Linked DNA regions of Mus musculus: region 1 is linked to region 2. A link is a loop called in an ENCODE intact Hi-C map of the cell type or tissue named here. Cell type or tissue: heart. All regions are shown on one strand.

Region 1 (5,000 bases), 100 kb before region 2:
AGTATACTGTAGCTGTCTTCAGATACACCAGAGGAGTGTATCAGATCCCATTCCAGATGGTTGTGAGCCACCATGTAGTTGCTGGGAATTGAACTCAGGACCTCTGGAGGAGCAGTCAGTGCTGTTAACCACTGAGCCATCTCTATAGCCCCCACCCCCCTTGTGCCCTTTTTTACCTTGAGCTTCTGAGTTGTTTCTGTTGGTGTTTAGGGCTTCAAGGATGCTCTGGGTTTCAAAGGGCAGACACAAGGCAGAGATGACCCTGAGTGAGGAGGACTGGAAGGATTGGGGGCCTGTGCCAGGCCTGGTGGAGCCCTGGGCCTAGGGAGCAGCCTCAGTGGCAGGTGTCAGTGGCCCAGTGGCCCTCTGCTCTGCTCCTGCCTCTTCCTGTTTACCTCTGAACCCAAGCTAGAGGAGGGGCCCACTGGGCACAGCTCAGGGGCTGGCCTGGAACCAGGTGCTCTCAGCTGGACTGGGAGGTGGCAGGATTGTTTCTCTGAGTAGCCAGAACCAGTCAGCCAGTCCTTAAAGTCAACACTGGACCAGAGCCCTCCCTAGCCTCTGTGGGCTGCCTTTTCCACGACACAGTGCCTCTTATGAGGAACAGGAAATGCTGTGCCCCCAGGCCCAAGCGGGAGAGAGGGGGTGGCTGGACCTGGACGGGGCAGCTGTTGCCTCGGCCCACGCCTAGAGTTTGAGTCTGTCACAGGGATCAGATCCTGGACTGTCCTTGCATGCGGCTACTTCCAGAGGAGGGACCTACAGCTGTCCTTGAACTCACTTCCCCTGTCTCTCCCAAGTGCTGGGATTACACTCATGAGCCTGTAATCTTGCCTGGCTTGCTCATTACTTACCAAGTAACAGTTTCACTACTGAGTGACAGTTTCACACCAGGGACCAGGATGCAGCTGTGGCTGTGAGCAAGACCTATTGGCTGACTGTGTGGTGGCAGAAGAATCAGGCAGTGAGCTGTAGCTGGGGCTCAAGGTGTAGCAAATGTCACTCGACCAGCCTGGGCTGGGTACCTCCTTAGGGAGACCAGCTGGTATGAGCTTGAACAGTTCTGGGTCCGCTGAACCTTGGTTTCTATACAGTGAAATCTGAATGCCACACTGTGGGCCGGGGGACACTTGTTCAGCATTCATGGGCTGAGTTCCATTCCTAGCACTGCAACACCGAATAATCCTATGGTAGTTGGGGTGGGGGGGGCTATGGGGCAGGTTTTCAAACTGTAAGGTGGGTGAGGGGAGCCACGAAGGCCTTGTGTTCCAGTTGTAGGCTGTCAGGAGGTAGTGGGTTTAGCAGGATAGGTTTACTGAAAGGGACGTAGAGCATCTGGGAGAGGGCAGGACAGATAGGAGGACTGTAGGTCAGGTGGGCAGGAGGGTCAGGTGGTCAGGGGGCAGGTGGGCACAGGGTCAGGTGGGCAGGAGGGTCAGGTGGGCAGGGGTCAGGTGGGCAGGGGACAGGTGGGCACAGGGGCAGGTGGGCAGGGGTCAGGTGGGCAGGAAGGTCAGGTGGGCAGGGGGCAGGTGGTCAGGGGGCAGGTGGGCAGGGGGCAGGTGGGCACAGGGGCAGGTGGGCACAGGGGCAGGTGGGCAGGAGGGGCAGGTGGGCAGGAGGGGCAGGTAGGCACAGGGGCAGGTGGGCACAGGGGCAGGTGGGCAGGGGGCAGGTGGGCACGGGGGCAGGTGGGCAGGGGGTCAGGGGCAGGAGGGTCAGGTGGGCAGGGGTCAGGTGGGTAGGGGGTCAGGTGGGCAGGGGTCAGGTGGGCAGGAGGGTCAGGTGGGTCAGGTGGGCAGGGGTCAGGTGGGCACCAGGTCTCACTTTGACTCATCTGGTCTTGTTCTACAGCCTGGGACTATAGCCAGGGCTTCGTGAATGAGGAGATGATCAGGGACCACCTTCCAACTCCTGGGGAGGAGCCGCTGATACTGATGTGTGGACCCCCACCAATGATCCAGTTTGCCTGTTTGCCAAACCTGGAGCGTGTGGGCCATCCCAAGGAGCGATGCTTCACCTTCTGATGGCTGGACGCTGGCCAAGCCTGTGCCTGCTGCTCACGCACTCACCACAACCACCTGTCCACCCCTTCCTTCCCCACCACTGTCGCTCACCCTGACATATGCCCACATCCATGCTGGGGCCTGGGTTCAGCCTGGCCTGCCCAGCCCTGGTCATCCAGCTGTACTGGCCCCTGGGGGGCCCCTTTGGGAGCAGGCCTGTGTATCAGGTGACTTCTGTTGACCACTCTCTGAATAGGCTTCTGTCTGGTACTAACTGGCCATTACCAGAGATGTCCTGTGACTACCCCCTTACACATAGACACACACACACACACACACACACACACAGAGACAGGAGAGAGAGAGAGAGAGAGAGAGAGAGAGGAGAGAGAGGAGAGAGAGAGAGGAGAGAGAGACAGGAGAGAGAGAGAGGAGAGAGAAGAGGAAGAGAGAGAGAGAGAGAGGGAGAGAGAGGAGAGAGAGAGGAGAGAGAGAGAGAAGAGGAAGAGAGAGGGAGGGAGAGCGTGAGCGTGAGCTGTCAGTACCATGTCTACCCATTGCCATGAACTGTGGTCTATAGAAAGGAAGTGAAAGGTAAATAGTCACCTACGGTCCTAGGAACCATGCCTGCCACCTAACCACCTACCTGCCTTAGGCCATAGCCTGGCCTGTGCCCCTAAACACTACATTAGACAGTGACACCCAAAGGTTTTCTTAGGAGGGTGTCTGGCAGAGACAGGCCAGCCCCCACTTGCTGGCCAGGGGTCCCTTGGGGCAGCACGTGGACCCTTCCAAAACTATACACACTGCCCCCGACTCCATGCAGTCTTGAGTGCCCTAAGTTGTCAGCCCAACAGAGTTTGGTAGACCTTGGGGGTCCCTGGCTTATCTCTCCACCCCAAACCTCCTTCCTGTCTGGTCCCCAGCCTGGGGGGGTTCTGAGCAGTGCCTCTTGTCTTGGAGACAGACCTGGTGCCTGGCGCTGCCTTCAGCAGGCAGCAGGCAGCCTCCTGCACACTGGCTTTTTTAGTCATTTATGGGCAAAAAGAGTTAAAGTAAAACTTTGCAAATCCCGACCCTGCCAGCGTTTCTCTGGGGATCACGGTGTGTGTGTGCGTGCGTGCGTGCGTGTGTGTGTATGGTGTGGGATGGGCATGTATTTTGTTTCAGATATGCATTTGCATTGCCCGTTCAGAGTTTGGGCAGTGGAGAAAGTAGACAGGGAGCCCAGCCTCGTCCTGTCTGTCACCGTCCTGATGAGTCGGGACAGCCCTGTGGAAGGTGGAACACGGGAGGCTGGTTCGTGCTTTTCCCAGGTCACTTGCCAGTGCTTCCCTGGGATGCCTCTGCTGTCGCCCTCCCTTCCCTCACCCTCAGCTCTGGATTTTGCTGGGAAAGATGCTAAACTGATTACATTTGTAAGATGGTCACTTGAAGACGGATCAGGTGGAAGTGCGGGCTGTCCTTAAGACGGCTGCAGGAAAGCCACCCGTCTGAGGGTTTCTACTGCTTCTACAAACACCATGACTGAAAAAAGCAAGTTGGGGAGAAAAGGGTTTGTTTAGCTTACACTTTCCATAACAATGTTCACTGTTCATTATTGAAGGAAGTCAGGTCAGGAACTCAAACGGCAGAATCCTGGAGGCAGGAGCTGATGCACAGGCCATGAGTGGGTGCTGCTTGCTGGCTTCCATGGCTTGCTCAGTCAGTCTGCCTTCTTATAGAACCCAGGATCACCAGCCCAGCGATGGCACCACCCACAATGGCCTGGGCCCTACGCAATTGGTCACTAATTGAGAAAATGCCTTACAGCTGGATCTCACAGCATTGGCGTTTCCTCAGCTGAGGCTCCTTCCTCTCTGATGACTTGAAAGACTCTGAAAGGAGCCCCTCGCTCAGGCCTCAGGACAATAGCGGACACCCAAGAACTCACGATAGACCGAACTTGTTGCAAACCACATGAGGCTTTATTCGGGGAAAGCCAGAGCTCTGGGGATGACTCATATCCCACGCAGGGGTAGAGGAGTCGACCTCGAAGGAAAAGAGGTCCCAGTTTTTATAGGCCCTCAGGGGGGAAAGGAGAAGGGGGAGAGTAGGGGATTTCCAGATCTAAACAATGTCTATTCTCAAGAAATGGGTATGGGAGGGGTACAAGGAAAGAGTTTGGTGCAGGTGCAGCAACTCAGGATTGGCTGGGCTGTGGTTGCTAGGGAGATTTTCTGACTCTTTCTCAGCAACCAATATCACAAACACCTGGCAATGGGCTTCATCAGTGGGCACACACATGAGTCAAGGAACGGTCAAAACATTGGCAGACACACAGGTTCAAGGAGTGGCCAGAGCATTGTGCGCCTCTATTTTTCTAAATCAGTGAAGCTAGTTCTGCTAACAGTGACATCTATCTTGCCAATTTCAGGGCTTCTGTGACCTTTCTGTGTCAGGATCTTTCAATGACTCTTAGCTTGTGTTGAGGTGACACAGAACCAGCCAGCATGCCACCTCTGCCGAGATGGTTGGGCTGTGACGACCTGGTCCTGCTGGAGCAGATGTTCAGGTGGTGAATGTGAGCTGAGAGCTCTATGGTTGGAAGAAGCTGCTTCTAAAAACTGGGGAAAGCTGGGGGGGGGGGGGCTGACTAGGAAGTGTCTGCTGCACAAACATGGATAGCCTGATCAGGGAACCCCATTGTCATGGAGGTCAGTGGAACTGCCCCCCCCCAAAAAGCCTCACCCTAGTCCCAACTCCAAAAAGAGTCACCGAATTTATGGATAGTCTCTACATAGTAAGGGGATTTGTTATGACGACTTACAGTCTGTAGTCCAACTCCCCAACAGTGGTCAGCTGTGAAGTCCAAGGATCTAGTAGTTGCTCAGTCACACAAGGCTAGTAGATTCCAAAAGATGTGCTGGCAAATGCAAGCCGGCAAAGAGTGAATCTTTCTTCTTCCAATGTCCTTATGTAGGCCTCCATCAGAAGGTGTGACCCAGATTAACG
Region 2 (5,000 bases):
GTATCCTTGTTTCCAATGTGGTCAGGAGGGGTGGTAGAGGGAAGCAGAGAGGGAAGAGAGCCTGGGAGGGTGCTCGCACAGGAAGACTGAGGCTAACACACAGCTGGAAGGACCGGGAGAGCCACACAGCTGGATGAGGAGGCAACTTGAAGTTGGTCTGTGGTTGCTGTTGTTGTTGCTGGTTTGTGTCTCACTGTGTAGCCAGGCTGTCCCATAACCTCAGGATCCTCCCGAATTAGTCTTCCGAGTGTGTGCTACCACACCCTGCTTGCTCCGGAGTCCTGAACAAAACTATGGCTGATGGCGCCCATCGGCAGAGGCCATTCTAGCTGCCTGGTGGGCAGCTGACTAGAGCCAGGGTCAGAAACCCACAAAGGGTCGTTACAATAAACCAGGAGCAGTAGTAATGGCCTTGACTGGTGAAAGAAGAGTTGGGGACGCTGAATGCATTTAAGGGAGAACAATGGCTTTAATGGCACAGGAGATAGGCGGTAGGGGAGAAACAGAAGAGCAATGTGACCCCAGGACCTTTGGCCAAACAAGAGAAAGGAGGCCTTTGCTGTTTGCAGGTCAGATAGAGGGACCGTGAGCTAGAACGTCAGAGCCTGGGGAGCCCAGTGAGTTGACGGTGACATTTCAGTAAAGCTATGGAAAGCTGTGAGCAGGGAGAAGCAGACTCACACCCAGGCCCAGCAGCTAGGGCAGCAAACAGCCCTCACGGGAGAAGGCTGCAGAGGACACTGAGGGAAGTAACATACAAAATGGGCCACGCCCATTCCGAGGGACCAACACTGACAAGAGCCATTGCTGCCATCCTCCAACTCTGGCCTGGTGGTCGTGGTATCACCAAAATAGTTCCAAGGCCAGGACTGAAGGCCAGGACTGAGGAAGCCAGTGTTGGAGTGAAGACCCCGGCCCTCTTCTGACTTCCGTGGGACCTTTCCGCCATTAAAAAAGCTGGCCAGCTGTTGGAGGGCTAGAGAGGCAGCTCAGCTGCTAGGAGTACACACTGCTCCCCCAGAGGATCTAAGTCCAGTTCCCAGAACCTACACCAGCTGTTGTGATCATCACAAGGCTCCAGAAAGATCACAATAGTCCACGTGAGGTTTATTGAGAGAGAAAAGGGCAAGGTGGCCTCGGAAAGAGAAGGGGGGCGGAGAAGGAGAGAGATCAGAGGGACCTTCTTTTATATAAGGATGGTGACATAGCCACAGGTAAAGATGGGAGGTGAGCCAAGTGGATTCTGGGAATATGGTGGCTGTTGCCTTGGCAACAGGTGAGCAGGTCTCGCTATCGCCTATGTGATGTAAGGGTTTTTGGAAGTCCTGATACCAACGCCAGGTGCCTCACAACCACTAGTAATGCCAGCTCCTGGATGTCTGATGTCTCTGTCCTCAGCAGAGCAGCAGCTCAAACATATACCCTGTGTGGCCAAGGAGCTGTGGGACCAGGAAGGGGAGGAGCAGGCCTGGAATAAGAGTGGGGTTGAAGCCTGTCCAAACCCAAGAAACTTCATCATGTGATCAGCAGAAGTAGGACTGCTTCCTGCTTCCTCGGGCCTGCATGTCCTGGGGCATGTAGGCCTGTGTCCCCTTCCTTTACCTCTCCAGAGGAGGTCATGCAGCAGGTAGCCAGATTAAACTTCCTGTCCTTTCTTTTTGTGTTTGTTTTTCGAGACAGGGTTTTTCTGTGTACCCCTGGCTATCCTGGAGCTCACTCTGTAGACCAGGCTGGCCTCGAACTCAGAAATCTGCCTGCCTCTGCCTCCCAAGTGCTGGGATTTAAGGCATGCGCCACCACTTCCTGTCCTCTTATAAGGTCATGTCCAGCAGCACCTGGAATGCCTCCTCACGCAAATGAGGCATCCTCAGCAACCCAATCTCAGCCAGTGATGTACACTCATTCTGATAAATAGCCCCTACTCACCTGCAAAGTTGTTTGATTGTTTGTTTGTTTTATTATATGTAAGTACACTGTAGCTGTCTTCAGACACTCCAGAAGAGGGAGTCAGATCTCGTTAAAGATGGTTGTGAGCCACTATGTGGTTGCTGGGATTTGAACTCAGGTCCTTCGGAAGAGCAGTTGGGTGCTCTTACCCACTGACCCATCTCTCCAGCTCCACCTGCAAAGTTTTAAATGGCCTTTGCTGCCCCTACCCAATAAACGGCACCAGTTCTTCAAAGCTGTTCTTGGTGTGTGTTCTTTACCCAAGCACTCACTGTCAACCAAGATCCTGCTTACATCTGCTTGCTCCAGCTAAGCTTCCCCAGTCCAGCCTAGTGCACAAGGGGCCTGCCTACCCCAAGGGAGAAGAAGACATAGGGAGGTAACCCTTGAACACAGACATATAATTAAAAAATAATAGCCAGGCGTGATGGCGCACACCTTTAATCCCAGCACTTGGAGGCAGAGACACGTGGATCTCTGTGAATTAGAGGCCAGTCTGGTCTACAGCTAGGACTACTGAAGAAGCCTTGTCTTGAAAACTGAAAATAATAATAATAATAATAATAATAATAAAGATAATAATAATAAATAAATAACTTTTTAAAAAAAACAACATCAGCAAGGGTGGGAGAGATGGCTGCATATGTAGGCTTGCCACTCAAGTCTGCTTTTCTGAGTTTGTATCACCTGGCACAGAGCTGCTGTGAACATGAGACCCTGTCTCAAACAAGGTAGGACGTGAAGAGCAACCGCTGACGTGGTCCTCTGACCGTCATGTGTACCCTATCATATGTGTGCCTCCCACTTGAACACACTCATATACACACACACACAGTGATAATAGTTACATGATAATGCTGGCTTTTAAGGACCCTGGGTCACGTGCTAGGATCCTGAAGTGGCAGACTGTAGTGTCAGTCCTTGAGCTAGGACAGTGCTGGGGAGTCTGTCATCTAGGTAGCCTGATGGGGCCTGTGCCCACTGTCTATTCTGTCCAGATAAACAGCCCATGGTCTCTGAACATGCATGCTACCATTGCACTGCTGTAAAGAGAACACAGCTAGGGCTGGTTAGAAGTCATGTGTTTGTTTGTTTTCAAGCTGGAGAAACATCTCAGTCTGTGAAGTGCTTGCCGTGCCAGCATCAGGACCTAAGTTTCATCCCAGGTAGCCCCATGCACAGCTGAGCATGTCAGCCGAGAGATACAGCTCCGTGTAAACGCATCTGTTGAATACGTGTGAAGACTTGGTTTAGACTTTCCAGAAGGCACACGCAAGCCCAATGTGTAGCAAGAATACATGCAATCGCAGCTCTCTTACAGGGGACCTGCTGGGCTGTGGGTGTTAGGTGAGGCCACATGTGGCTTCCGGGAAGAATGATGGGGGATGTCAGATTGCCTGTGGCTCCAGTCTCATGGTCACTCTGTCAGCTAAGGAGAGGCAGGGATGCAGTCACAGCTCTTCTCCATCCCCGTAGCATCTGAGAAGTTCTTCCACGCTGGGCAAAACCATATTTCTTGACCTTGATTTAGAGAAGAGCATCAGGGTGAGCCAGTAGGAGGCAAACTCAGAGTTTACCAAAAGAGGCTTTTAACTCACTGCTATTTAAGAGGATTTAAGGACAATGAAGACCAGAGCTAGAACACCTATTACCCGTGGAGGGACAGCTCCCAACAGAGGGATCCCTGCTGTCTTGTCCCTGTGCTCCTGAGGTGACCTGAGAACCCTTGGGCCATGCTCTCCTCTCCAGGGAAGCTTTGCATTGGTATGAGTTATGGGCTCTCTGAAACCTCAAAGGGACCCCAGAGAAGTGAAATGCTCACCGGGGAATGCTCTAACAGCTGCCTTTAGAGCACACAAGCTGGAAAGCTGCCCCCCCTGCCCCCCATCTAGAGAACAGATGAGCAAGCTGTGTAGTTCATTCACCGAGAGACCATAAAAGAAGCCTATTAAAAAAGGAGCAGGTAAAAAAAAAAAAAAAAAAAAAAGGAGCAGGTGTCTGTCCACGCAACAGCACAGAGGGACAGATACGTGTCCGCTGAGAGCGCCAGGCTTGGTAGCTGCCTGTCCAGGTCACTGTTCAGACAGTCTGGGAAGGTGGAACAGGCTGTGGTTGCTAGGGGAGAAGCAGGGAGACTTGGAGATGATGGAATGTTCTGGATTGTGTCTGTGGTCATGATTACATAAGTATACATTTGTCCTAGAGAACTATACACCAAAGACAGTGAATTTTACTCTTTTTTAAGTGTAAATACACACACACCACACACACACACACACACACACACACACACACACACACACGTATTTTTAGGGTAAAAAAGATTGACTGCATCTCAGTATCTTTACTGATCCAGCATACAGGAAGCCCTGTTTTTATGTGGTGGTGTTTGTTTTGGGTTTTTTGAGGCAGGGTTTCTCTGCATAGCCCTGGCTGTCCTGGTCTTTGTTCTGTAGACCAGGCTGGCCTCAAACTCCACCTACCTCTGCCTCCCGAAGGCTAGGATTACAGGCGTGCGCCACCACCTCCCAGCAAGAGTTTGCTTTTAATTTTAAATTATGTGCATATGTGTATGGGTATGTATGTGTGTGGGTATGTACGTGCACGTGTGGGGAAACTGCTAATTAACGTTGAAGTCTACTATGACCAGCTAGCCTCTGGGCTCGGTGCAATGTGGGAGACTCCCTTGGTTAGCAGAGTTTCTCCTTCTCTGACCTTGTCCGGGAATTCTAAGCCCCTTCACTCCACCTGAGGAATGTCACGAAGCTTCAATTAGGTTAAAGGATCAATTTCCTTTTTCCTGATAAAACCTGTGCAGTAGCACCTGAGATTCCTGAAATGCTTCCCCATGCTGATGAGGCATGAGAAGCCATCAGCCAATGACCTTTGCACACCTGGATGTCTCTGCTCTCAGTCGCCCACATTTTATAAGCCTTCAATCCCCCTAAGTAAAGTTGATCTGCCTCCTGACTGCAGGTCCCAGTGTGGATTATCCACTGTGTGGACTCCAGGACTTCTGAAGCCAGGGTTCCACATCTCTGCTCCCAATGCCC

The links. A loop is a pair of places that touch in the nucleus more often than their neighbours do. Peaks named below come from ENCODE experiments on the same cell type or tissue, not always from the same donor. Only the 100,000 strongest peaks of a DNase experiment are listed, where the experiment ranks them.
Region 1: it touches region 2 in a loop (21-fold over the local background); 1 of 42 quality-filtered maps calls a loop at or near these places.

Annotation. Positions count from the first base shown.
Region 1 is chr15:83,151,577-83,156,576 of GRCm38, reverse strand. Cyb5r3 (cytochrome b5 reductase 3) reads left to right here. Exons shown (of 9, transcript NM_029787.3): 9 at 1,855-3,082. The coding sequence ends at 2,027. Among named protein-coding and RNA genes, the nearest start is that of Rnu12, 4.4 kb to the right of the region's middle. In heart, no CTCF peak of the experiment used is centred here; a DNase peak (open chromatin) is centred at 2,019.
Region 2 is chr15:83,046,597-83,051,596 of GRCm38, reverse strand. No RefSeq gene overlaps it. Among named protein-coding and RNA genes, the nearest start is that of Nfam1, 16 kb to the right of the region's middle. In heart, no CTCF peak of the experiment used is centred here; no DNase peak of the experiment used is centred here.